3 separate regions of the Homo sapiens genome follow, and all the other regions are linked to region 3. A link is a loop called in an ENCODE intact Hi-C map of the cell type or tissue named here. Cell type or tissue: K562. All regions are shown on one strand. Region 1 overlaps CDH23 (cadherin related 23). Region 2 overlaps CDH23 (cadherin related 23). Region 3 holds the start of LOC124902446 (a long non-coding RNA gene).

Region 1 (4,000 bases), 120 kb after region 3:
TGGGCCAGCCCCTGTTCAAATATCACCTCCTCCTTCTGTCACCTGAAACTCTGTTAGCTATTCCCTCTGTAGCCACCTCACCTCACACTTTGGCCACAGACCCTACCTCAACCTGGGGCACTGTGAGGCCCTAGAAGTCTCCAGGGGGTCCTCTCCAAGGTAATGAGACATACCCATGTATATACATATGTATGCATATATACATTTTATGGCTATAAAATTGGAAATAATTTTTATAACTTCCTTTTCAAAATATTTGGCTATGACAAACTTGACTAACATATAAGCTTCTTGATTTCTGATTTCCTGGCAATCATCATACGTAACTGGGAATTCCAGAAAATTCTGGAAAATTTTCAAGAATTCTAGAAAAATCTAACCTCCAATTTGTCCTCGAATGTAATGAAATTTTCACAAACACTAAATTTCATAGTTACTAAAGCTGCCATCTTTCATCTGATAGATGTTTCATATAACAAGTTTTAATTTTGATTTTGCCCTTTTATCTTTGAACTTTCAGGTCATCACATTTATTTTTCAGGTCTCAAATACTACCCTGGGGCACCAAAAATCTCCAGCCTGTGCCCACCTGACGCCAGCGGTGGAACAGCCACACCCGCTCTGTACTACAGATAGGGATGATGCGGCTGACTCCTCAGGGGTGACAATGGGGCAGACCCTGCGGGTTTTGTAGGTCTGGCAAGGGCTCTGGCTTTTGCACAGGGTGAGATGGGAACCACTGGGGTTTGAATAGAAGAGTGACATGACACTCCCCAAAGGCAGGCAGGGCGGGAGCTTCCTTTTTTTTTTTGAGACAGGGTCTCACTCTGTCACTCAGGCTGGAGTGCAGTGGTGTGATCTTGGCTCACTGCAGCTTCTATCATCCAGGCTCAAAAATCATCTTGCCTTAGCCTCCTGAGTATCTGGGACCACAGGTGTGCACCACCACACCTGGCTACTTAAAAAAAATTTTATAAAGGGGGTGGGGATCTTACTATGTTGCCCATACTGGTCTCAAACTCCTGGGCTCAAGCGATCTGCCTGCCTTGGCCTCCCAAAGTGCTGAGATTACAGGCGTGAGCCACTGCACCTGGCCTGGTGTTGCTTCCTGTACCCTCAGCCTGACAAGCGTGGGGCCTGGCATGCAGTAGGCATTCCCTGATAGCTCGTGGATTTCCTGGAAAGTGAGGAGGCACTGGGCAGCAGGTCCTTGGTCCATTGTCCATGCCTGCTCATGGCTCAGAAGGACATGTGGAGGGCAGGAGACCTGGTGAAGGGCGGGGGGACCAAAGCTTGCAGATGCCCAAGACTGTGTGCAGTCCTCACCTGGCACACCCACGCCTTGTCTGCCGGGTGTACTATTTGATAACGGCAATCCAGGCTGGTGTCCTGTGCAGCCCCCTTTTCCCAGAGCAACCTTCCTCACCTGCCCCTCAATCCCCTTTGGGAGGAATTTCCCAAAAACCTAAGGGAAAGGTGAGGGTTGACCAGAAGGTGTTCAGAGGTGAGATCCAGCCCCAGCTCTTGGAATCCCTGGCTGGGGTGGGGAGGAGGTTACCCTGGGCCAGTGCAGTGCCCACAAGGCGGCAGCAGAGAGCACCCACCAAAGAGCCTAGAGAGCTGTGTCAAAGGGCGAGGGTCCTGGTTTCTAAACCTGGCCCTGGGCTGGAAGGAATTCCTCTACGGGGCTTTGAAAAAAATCGCAGATTCCAGATCCCTCACCTCTGCCCTATTCCACTGTGCCTATTCCAGTGCCAGAGCCATACTTGGCAGTGGCTCTGGATGGGAGAGGAGGTCAACCTGGAAGGAAGGACAAAGAGGGAGGGAAGGATTGGCCGTCATGCCTATCTTCCTTTCCACATTGTTCACTGACTGGCTGTCAGCTGGTGTGTGGGTGCCCCCTCCCAGAGGAATAAGGACTGGGCCAGGTGGTTTCTAATCCCTTGTCTCCAAGTCAGACAGACCAGGGTTCGAGTCCTGACCGCACCCTTTACTAGCTTTGGGACCTTGGGCAAGCCTTTAAGCTCTAAGTCTGTCTCCTCCACAGTGCAGTGGCAACGGAATCCCTCTGCCTTGTGAGATTACAGTGAGGAGGAGAGAGTTCCTGAGAAGCCCTCAGGGGAGGCTCAGAGCACATCCCAGGTGTTCAGTCAATTGCCAGGATTCATGTCCCCCACAGGGCTGGGTGGGTGGCAGTGGGGATGTTCATGTGGGGACAAGCCTCCTCAAGTAAGGCCACGTGGTGTACAGGGTGGGGGAGGAGAAGGCTGAAAAATGTGGACCTCCCAGCAGAGCAGATGGTGTGGGGGTGGGACCTGGGCTTCCTCAGTTTCCCCAGGATTCTGGTCTCCGCTGGAGATGCCCTGGCTTTGACCGTGTCTCCCCTCTGCACCCTGAATTGTGCACATTCCTGCACATGAGCACACAACACACACAGGGGCCTGTGCAAACCTGGCAAACCTGTGCCAGAAAATTCCTGAGGTGAACAAAACCCCTGCTGGGCAGCCGTGGGGGCCAGCCCGTGGGGGAGGTGACCCAGATGGATGACTGCAGGGGCACAGCAGTGAAAGACAGGTGCTGGGGTGGAGCTGGGGCTTGTGCAGTGTAGGGGTGGGAGCTCTCCAGAGGGGGTGGCCAGAGTCCTGGGCTCTAAGGGCACGTGTGGCTCACAAGCGGAACCGGCCAGAGCTCCCCTGCCACTGTCCCTGGGCTGCCTGAAGCTCCCTTTGACAAAGCCTGAGGCCTACTGACACTGGAGGCCGGATGAGGGCTTTCCCTTGACCTCTGACTGCCTTTCACCATGCAGGAGAACCGCTAGAACTCTATTGCAAGAGCCAGCTCAGAGGGACACAGAGTCCACCAGCCCCATAGGGGAAGGCCCCCTGGAATCGCAGTGGGAGGGGCACAGACCCCTGGGAAGGGCCGCCTGGCAGTTCTGCTGCTCTGCCACCACCTACCGTGGTCACATCAGAGTCTGGAGGGGTCATCTCCACCAGGTTGATGTAGTAGGGTGCGTCCTTCCACGTGGGGTGGTTGTCATTGATGTCCAGGAGGGTGATGTTTACCTGTGAAGCCATAAGGGGCGCTGGGAGACACACCCAGCTGAGATGGGCCAGGGCAGGGCCTGCCAGGGGAAAAGTGCTCAGATGCCCACGGGCAATCTTCGCATTAATTCTGCCAGCTCCACCAACCTTGGGAGCCTTGGGCAGAGCCTGGGCTTTCGAGGGCAGGAAGGAGCCAGGCCGCTTCAGGAGAGAGAGTTCCAGTGTTGTCCCATCAGGAGGCAGTGGAATGGATGTGATAAGCCCTGAAATCCTTGCTGTGACCTGGGGCTTCCCCCATCCCTGCCTCCAGTCTTGGCTGAAGGTGACTGACAGGGTGGGGGATCTAATAGAATCCCTTGAGCCTCCCCGTCTCAGCTACAAGCCAAGCAATTTCCCTGCTCACCTGCCACCAGGTACATTATTTATAGGGCTCTGATTCCTATTAGTAGGAGCCTCCCTTGACAGAGTAGGGCACTGGGGATTTTTCCATCAAATCCCTGGCCACGCGATACCGTCTCCAGCCTCTCTGGCTGGGTAAGGATGGGGTGGCTGCTGCAGACTGGGTGAGGGCCACAGTTTTGAGGGTGAGCCAAAGAAACCGAATGGGGAACAAAGAGGGGAGGTGGCTGGAGTGACTGTCAGCTGGTCCTCCCGCTTCCTCTCCCACAGAGGGCTTCTCACTTCCCCTTTCACTTCTGCAGCCGAGAGCTCATTCGAGGCCCCCACGTTTCGTTCCTCTAGCTTTCTACTCTCTGGGGCACATTAGATGGGGGAGAACAAGCCCCCAGGGACCCTCCAGGGCCCTGCTTCCTGCTCTGAGCTGCTCTTCCTCGCAGGAATGCCTGCTTCTGCTTTGTTGACAGGCACCAAGGCAAGGAGGGGCCTATGGGGCTCATGCCTTCTGCCACCTGCCCTCCTGGATTTTTAGGGGCAGGAGAGAAAGTATTTCATTTTGC
Region 2 (4,000 bases), 320 kb after region 3:
CAGAGTATTTTAAAGGCAACCAAAGAAGAAAAACAGACTACCTTCAAGGTACCAACATTTAAACTTACAGGTGATTTCTCAATGATCACAGTGGATCCCAAAGTCAATAGACTGAAAGTACTGAAAGGTACTTCAAAGTACTGAAAGTAAATGGCAACCTAGAATTCCATATTAAGCAAAAATATCTTTTAAGAACAAGAATGATACAGACATGTTCAGGCTATTTAATTAGTCAATGCCACTAGGGATAAGTAGGAAAAAAAGATGAAGAAAGAAGTTCAGGTGAACAATGTAGTGAGTTGCAGGGCACATATGTCCCGTTTAAGGCAGGGAGCTTTCTCAGTTCCCACTGATTGTTGCCAGGTGCAATCAACAAAAACTGGAAATTCATGTTTGCAAGAAACATTTCAATGTTTAAGTCTTAACAATCAGATGTTTAAAGAAACTCTGAGTGGGTCAAACAAATCAAGGCTGGGAACAGAATGCAGCAGATGGATCATGGGTATACTATCGGTTTGGAGGGATGAAATGATTGACAAGTCAGATGGACCAGGAAAAGGGGTGTTAAAGTGGCCAGGGCAGCACTAGAAAAGGTTCTGCTGCCAATCTCAGTGACTCAGGTCCAAGATTGGCAGGTAGCCCTCACTCCTGCGCAGAAAGATTCCCATCTTTTTCTCTAGGAGCTGTACCCAAATTTACGGCATCTTGTACTCAGGAGAAGGTGCCAGGCCAAAGTTCCTCTGTCTGGAAAACCTTTTACCTCCTTTCTCTTAGTAAATGCCTTTCCTCCACACTTCCACCCAGGCACCTCCTGACTTTCCCTCCATGCTGCCTGTGCTCACTGGCAGATTCAGCCACACAAAACAACTGTTGATGGTCCATCTCCCACTCTCCTGCAGGCCTGACTATGACCCAGGGCCTGGCCCCTTGAAGGGCACAGAGTTGGTACCTAGTGGACAATAGCTGAGGTTCCCAGAAAGGTACAGAGAGGGGCAGGGGCCAAGGCCTGAGGAGTGCAGATGTTGCCATATTATGTATGCAATGATGGTGTACGCACAGGGTGGATATATTATGCAAGGGCCTCTAGGCTGGATGCATAAGTGGTCATAAAGAGCATTAATAAGCAAAAAATGAGAAGGAAGTAGGCTGTTTTTATGCATGGGGTGGGAGAAGGAGAGAGGTGAGAATAGTAGCTGGCCTGAGGATGATGACTGGTTATCCTCCAAGGCTCACCAGGGTGTCTAGGCATGGGGTTCCCATGGTGGGCAAGACCACTTACAACCAGGGGGTGGAAACAAACTCTAAATAAATAACCACACCATGAATTATTTCATTACCATGGTGATAAGGGCCATACGGAGAAAAGTGAGCAGTTAGGCCCCACCCCACCAAATGATTTAACGATTCTTTTTAAACTTGTGTTTTTAATAATTATTTGATTCATTTAAATTTTATTATGCCATTAATTTACATAATTCAAAATTCAAAAGGAACACAGAGCCTCCTACCCATCCAGCCCTTTGCAAGAACCGCTGTTTGCAGTTTCTTATGTCTCTTTCTAGAGACACGCTTATGTCACGTCCATGTAAGCAAGTATGTATGTGCATGTACAGCTGACCCTTGAACAACACGGGTCTGAACGGCTTGGGCTAAGTTCTCAGGGAGTCAAAAGTTATATGAGGATTTCTGACTGTGTGGTGGTCAGCACCCCTAACCCCCACATTGCTCAAGGGTCATCTGTATACACATATACACACTCATATATATTTATATACACTTTATTTCTCTTTTTTACACACGTAGTAGTCTACTGTCTTGCACTTTGCTATATCTCTGACAGTAGATTTTAGAGATAAAGGAAATGACGTGTGAACTTGGACCTGGAGGATGAGTTGGAGGTGAGAGGTGAGAGAGCAGAGAAGGCCATTCCAGGCAGGGGAAACAGCTGGTTCTAGATGCACCTTGGGGAGGTGGGGGAGGCCAACAGGGGAAGGGGTACAGAGCATATGCCTGGCCCAGGGTTGTGTCCCTCCCAGTGGGCAGTCTGTGCCCAATGAGTGATTGGTGGGAAGGTACCAAGGCCTGGCTCTCTTGCTCAGCAGGGATCAGCCCCTCCCCAGGGCTCCCCAGAGGGTCGGCTGAGGCCTTTCCAGCAGCTGCATTGCAGCTCCACTTCTCCCTCTGCCCAGTCCTGCTCCCTCACTCCTGCACACCCCCGTAAGCCTCCTGCACAGCAATTTCCAGCTCAGTCTGTCTCTAGAGACCCTGGCCTAGGACAATGAAGAGTAGCCCAAGAGTACAGCGCTGGAGTTTGACACACCAGGTCAGGTCCAGCTGCGCCCCCTACTGACCATGCAACTGTGGCTATGGCCTGAGCCTCCGTTTCCCATCTAGAAAATGAGGACTATGATACCTGTCCTACTCTGCTGGAGGTCTGGTGTAAGATGATATTTGGGGAAACCCTGGTAGACAGTGATGTCACCTTATGCCACATTACTTGCAGCTGAGCCCCTGTCATGTGTCCCCTCGAGCCCCTGTCATGTGTCCCCTCATAATCCCCGCCTCCTGCCCCCACTCTAGGCTGGCCTGTGCTACAAAAGCACCAGGCTGCTCCCCTCCTCTCATCCCATCTTTCCCAGTTCAAGGCCCACCCCCTCCAGGAAGCCTTCCCTGATGGTCACACATTCATTCTTCTGCCTCCCTTTCCTCTGTAATCCCAGAGTGCCTAGAGTCTCCACCAAATAACCTGTTCATTCAGTAATTCACATCAAAACATCCCTAGATGCAGAGGAGACAGGGACTAGTACCTCTGGAAATAAGGACCCCAAAGAGGCAGACCCCAAAGATGAAATTGATTCAGAGTCTTGTGTTTAATAATGTCTTCGCAGCTTAATTCTCCCATTTATCCATTCAATAAGTTGTCACTGACATCTACATAATGACAGGACAGGCGTGGCTCCAGGAGCTTAGGGTCAAGTGGGTCTGACCTGAAAATCTACATAAACTCTGTCTTCTACTCCAAATATATTGATGCTTCTTTTAATATAAAATTTTTCTTTCTCCATCCATTTGCAAATAAAATTAGTCCCCCAGGAAGATAAGTCAGACTTCTCTGTGGCTTCTCAAGTGCCAGCTGGGCATGAGCATCTCAGACTGAGACGCCTGGACAACCTCCTGTTCAAATGTGGCTTTGTCATAGAATTGGAGCACCCTGAGGGCAGGATGACACCCATCTGGAGTAAGGGACTCCAGCATGACCACCCACAATGGCAGATGTGCCTACCTGGCAACCACGCCCATCCCACCCCACACTGCTTCTCTGCCCACACAGCCCCAATCTGTTCAGACAGCCAGTGGAGGTAGGACCATCTCCTGCCTCGGGGCATGAATCATTGCTGGGCTGGGGCAGTCAAACAGCCTCACCTGCCCTGGCTGACTCTGGCCAATGAGATGGAAGGGGAAGTTGGCTTGGGAGCAGGTGGGAATATCCTCTCAAACAAAGAGCTTTCAGCTCCTCCTCCCTTGCACCTGCCTGGAATGTCGCAGACATGGCAGCCTGAGCACAAAAGGTCAATGCAGGACGGATGGCCAAAGACAGAAAAAGCTGAGGTCTCTAATGGTGTCATTCATTCCCTGAGCCAACCAACTCTGCAACCACCAACTTTCAGACCACTTTTTATAAGAAAAACACACACCCAGCCAGGCGCAGTGGCTCACTCCTGTGATCCCAGCACTTTGGGAAGCCGAGGCAGGTGGATCACGAGGTCAGGAGATTGAGACCATGCTGGCTAACACGGTGAAACCCCGTCTCTACTAAAAATACAAAAATTAGCCGGGCATGGTGGCACATACCTGTAGTCCCAGCTACTCAGGAGGCTGAGGCAGGAGAATCACTTGAACCTGGGAGGCGGAGGTTGCCGTAAGCCGAGATCGCACCACTGCCCTCCAGCCTGGGTGACAGAGCAAGACTCCGTCCCACAAAAAAAAAAAAAAAAAAAGA
Region 3 (4,000 bases):
GGCCAGACTGGTCTCGAACTCCTGGCCTCAATTGATCCTCCCACCTCAGCCTCCCAAAGTGCTGGGATTACAGGTGTGAACCACCGCACCCAGCCGGGTTTCTTAAAGTGACATCACCCCCAAAGGTATGTTCTTGAGGTCTTCCTCTAATCAGAGAAAGACTGCCTTAGAGACTACCCCATTCCTGTGAAAGCCCCCAAAAGCCCAGAAAGCAGATCCTGCTGTCTGACTTCCTGGCCCCCACCCATTGCTGTCTTTGGTCCTGGCTGCAGAGCTCCAGAGACATAGAGAAGGACAGCAGGACAGCAAGAGACAGAGAGCATCCCCAGGCTGGGGCACAGCACACAGCTCCCAGCCACCCAGCCGGCTACCTCAGAGATGGAGGAGTGGCAGGAGGAGGCTTTTTGCACCATCCGCTGTGCAAAGAGCTTTTTGAGCCGCAGGTAATCCTCCAGGACCACCTTCAGCAGCGAGCCCTGGGGGAGGGAAAGGGTTAACCCCCACCAAGGCCCTCCCCTGCCTGCCCCGCCCCTCGCCCACTCCCTCTGGGAGTAAGGGGTACACGGACATCTGATCCTGGTGATCCTAGGGCAGAGGATCAGCGGCAGAGCCTGGAGACAGTGGCCAGCCTGGACACAGGTGGACTCACTCCTGAGCCCTGCCCTTAAGGCCACCGCAGGCTGGAGTAGCCCCCCATCAGCCCTGGTGTTCTCGCCCCAGTGGAGGGTGGGTCTAGCTGAGCCTGGAGGTCTCTACCACCCTGTGTTCTCTGGAGTGGGGTCCAACCTCAGCCAAGGGACTGGGCGCGGAGCCTGCAGGGAAGGCTCACCTTGATTGGCCCCTCACGAATGATCTGGCCCAGCTTGGCAATGTTGTCATACTCCTGGATGGCAGCCCGCAGGTATCGGTCATCATCAGGCTTGACAGCTGCTGGCTCACGCCCAAAAGTTCCCTGGGGAGAGGGGATGTTAGCTGGAGCAGAGGCAGACCCCACACACATGTACAAGGGAGGGGGCCACCCCTTAAAGAACCCAGCTTCTTGGCCAGAGGTTGCAAAGACCCAGCCCCTCCACCCCTGCCCCTTGTGATGCCTGACCGCCTCTGGCTCACATGGGTGCGCGTGGGGCTGTTCCACAGGTCGGCGATCTCACTCAGGTTCTCCGGTAGGTCATCCTCATGCTCCGCCTGGGCGGCCAGCTCCAGGTTCCGACAGAAGGGATCCAGCCACACAGGGTTGGCTCTGCAGTTGGGGAGGGAAAAGGGTGGGGAGGGAGGGAAGGCTCGAGTAGACAGGTGCCCTTCCAGCCTCACCCCACATCCTGCCCATTTCCCTGGCCATATAGTGCCTTTCACTGACTTGGGGTGTGAGGCCCTGGTGCCTGTGGTGCATGCTCCCACCATAGGATCCTGCTGGAACCAGGACCGCATGTCAGTCTGGATTGCCTTTGGTGCAGAGGCTTCACCCTGCACCCACTGCCCAAAGTCTGCATCCCCTGGAACTTGAGGCCCACTGGGGTGGAGAGCCCCTGTCAGCCACGTGGTTTCTGAGGGTGGAGGGAGGGTGAAGGGAGGGTGGCCCGCCCACCAGGGGGCGCCCACAGCCTGGGTTTCGGCAGCCCCAGCGCTGGGAGACTGCAGCTCTCCCCAGCTGGGTCCTGGCAGGACTCCCCGCAGGGGACCGGGCAGGGCCAGTACCCCACTCACCCATCAAAGGAGTACTTGTTGGTGTTAGGCATGTCCATGATGTCGATGAAGCCACGATTCCCTGCAGGGAGAAGGGTTGGGGCATGGAGGGGAGGGGCATAGCCAGGGGTAGGGGTGGTGTTGGGGGGTGAGGGAGGATGGGGTGCGGGGCATGGTCCTGGGCCCAGTGAAGGGCCTGAGCCAGGCTTGTGGCTCCGGTGGGCACTCCAGGTCCCCAGCCCACTGCCTTCTCACCTGTGTCCCCACTATGGCCCTCACTTACCAGCTGAGCCAGCCACAATGGCCTTGAGCTTCCTCTTGTGTCTGGAGAGAAGCAGAGAGGGGCTGGTGAGGGGGGCCAAGCTGACGTCTCAGGCCCTGCCTGCCTCGTGGCCATCCGGGAGCAGGTGGTCGGCCCCCTGATGGCAGGGGTGGGGGACACTCACACAGTCCTGTAGTACCAGTTCATGAGGACAAAGAGCATGGCGGCCAGGAACAGGAGGATAGCCAGGACGATGATCGCCATCTGCGGGAGCAGGACCAGGGTAAGCCCGGGCAGTGGGGAGGGCGGCTAGGGCTGTGGGGCACGGTCGCCGGGTACCTGCAGGGCAGACATGTCATCCGGCAGCCGGACAGAGATGGCAGGCTGCACGTCCAGGACGTTGTAGTTCCGGAAAAGATTCCGTAGCTGCTCCTTGTTCTCATCGATCATCTGGATCACCCTGGGCGAGGGGCAGGGGTCTCAGCTCTCCTCCTCAGCCATTCCCCCACCACCGACAGTCTGCTCTGCTCCTGCCTCAAGCCTCCAAAGTTCAACAACCCCAAGCCTTGCAAGATTGAGGTCCACCGGCTGGGACAGCTTTGTGTTTTACAAGGTTCCTCGAACCTTCATGTAGGATCCTGTTCCATCCTTACAGTGGATGGAATACTCCCTTTTTTTTTTTTTTTTTTTTTTGAGATGGAGTCTTGCTCTGTTGCCCAGGCTGGAGTGCAGTGTGGCATGATCTCAGCCCACTGCAAACTCCACCTGCCAGGTTCAAGCGATTCTCCTGCCTCAGCCTCCTGAGTAGCTGGGATTACAGGTGTGTGCCACCATGCCAACTAATATTTGTATTTTTAGTAGAGACGAGGTTTCTCCATGTTGGTCAGGCTGGTCTTGAGCTCCTGACCTCAGGTGATCCACCTGGCTTGGCCTCCCAAAGTGCTGGGATTACAGGTGTGAGCCACTGCGCATGGCCTGAATACTCCCATGTTACAGATGGGGAGAGGGAGGCTCAGAGGGACAGAGTTGCTCATACCCCCAAACTCTGCTCTCTCTCCTAGCCCTGCCCCAGTCTGGGAGATGGCCCCACACAGTGGGCCTGATGGTGTGGTCTGTGTCTCCTTTGGTGTGTCCCCTCCCCTACTCCAGGGCAGGGAGGCAGGCAGACAGACAGGCTGACAGTCCAAACACAGGCCCCGACTCACCGGTCCACGTCCAGGATGCGGTTGGTATCGCGGTTCACCACGTGGATAAGCAGTTCTGTCTGCGCAAAGTTCACCCGGCCCTTCTTGTCCACATGGAACTAGATGAGAAGGGGTATTGTAGGGTGTGGCCACCACAGCAGGGGGCCACAGGGATGGGCAGGCCTCTTTTAGGAACCCCTTCTGCCCTTCCCTGCAAATAGACCCTTCACTACTGAATGTTTGAATGTTTGCTGAGGACCAGGCACGGTGCCAATCACTTCATCCACACTTGGCCAGGTACTATTTATTATTGGCCCCATTTTATGGAAGAGGAAACTGAGGCCCAGAGACCTGGGAGAACTTTATCAAAGCTGCACTGATAGGAAATGACTAAGTAGGGACTATACTGCCTTTCACGCCCTGGCCTTTGCACAATGCCCTGTCTCTCCTTGTGGCCTGGCCTCCCCTTCCTTCTCCCTCCACTGCCCCGGCCCCGGGTGGGCCCATGAGGCACCTGCACATTGTCAGTATTGACAATGGCCCCAGTGATGTTGGAGAGCAGGTGGATGAACTCCTCCTCGAAGCCGCGCACACGGTCGGGGATCTCGTTAATGACGATCTTGACGCGCTGGTCGTCCCTCAGGATGTAGATGCCGATGATGGCCGTGTCGTTGTGGCCTGCCAGGTCTCGGGCCACAATGTCCACCACGAAGTAGCCGGGGCTGTAGGCCATGAAGAGGTCGAAGGTGCGCAGAATGCCGTCCATGCTCCCTGCAGGAAGCCCAAAGGCGGGGTACGGCTCAGAGACTCAGTGCCCCGAATCCCCAGGAAGGGGCATGAGCCCTGGGGTAGGTGGGCACATCTAGGGGAG

The links. A loop is a pair of places that touch in the nucleus more often than their neighbours do. Peaks named below come from ENCODE experiments on the same cell type or tissue, not always from the same donor. Only the 100,000 strongest peaks of a DNase experiment are listed, where the experiment ranks them.
Region 1: it touches region 3 in a loop (4-fold over the local background); 31 of 110 quality-filtered maps call a loop at or near these places.
Region 2: a loop joins it to region 3, with 5 times the contacts of the local background. A loop is called at or near these places in 6 of 110 quality-filtered maps.

The regions. Positions count from the first base shown.
Region 1 is chr10:71,694,483-71,698,482 of GRCh38, reverse strand. CDH23 (cadherin related 23) reads right to left here. Exons shown (of 70, transcript NM_022124.6): 22 at 2,958-3,065. Among named protein-coding and RNA genes, the nearest start is that of C10orf105, 23 kb to the left of the region's middle. In K562, a CTCF peak has its summit at 1,581 (motif pointing right); DNase peaks (open chromatin) are centred at 1,562, 1,849 and 3,713.
Region 2 is chr10:71,485,022-71,489,021 of GRCh38, reverse strand. The region is part of intron 3 of CDH23 (cadherin related 23); the gene reads right to left. Among named protein-coding and RNA genes, the nearest start is that of CDH23-AS1, 25 kb to the left of the region's middle. RefSeq lists enhancers at 1,622-2,122, 2,123-2,623. In K562, a CTCF peak has its summit at 2,348 (motif pointing left); a DNase peak (open chromatin) is centred at 2,331; H3K27me3 peaks cover 726 bases.
Region 3 is chr10:71,809,720-71,813,719 of GRCh38, reverse strand. It overlaps CDH23 (cadherin related 23), which reads right to left. Exons shown (of 70, transcript NM_022124.6): 61 at 3,644-3,900; 62 at 3,151-3,248; 63 at 2,285-2,405; 64 at 2,130-2,209; 65 at 1,967-2,007; 66 at 1,705-1,765; 67 at 1,111-1,240; 68 at 830-952; 69 at 372-476. LOC124902446 (a long non-coding RNA gene) reads left to right here and starts at 962. Exons shown (of 2, transcript XR_007062185.1): 1 at 962-2,228; 2 at 3,095-4,000. RefSeq lists an enhancer at 2,155-2,657. In K562, a CTCF peak has its summit at 1,582 (motif pointing right); a DNase peak (open chromatin) is centred at 1,559.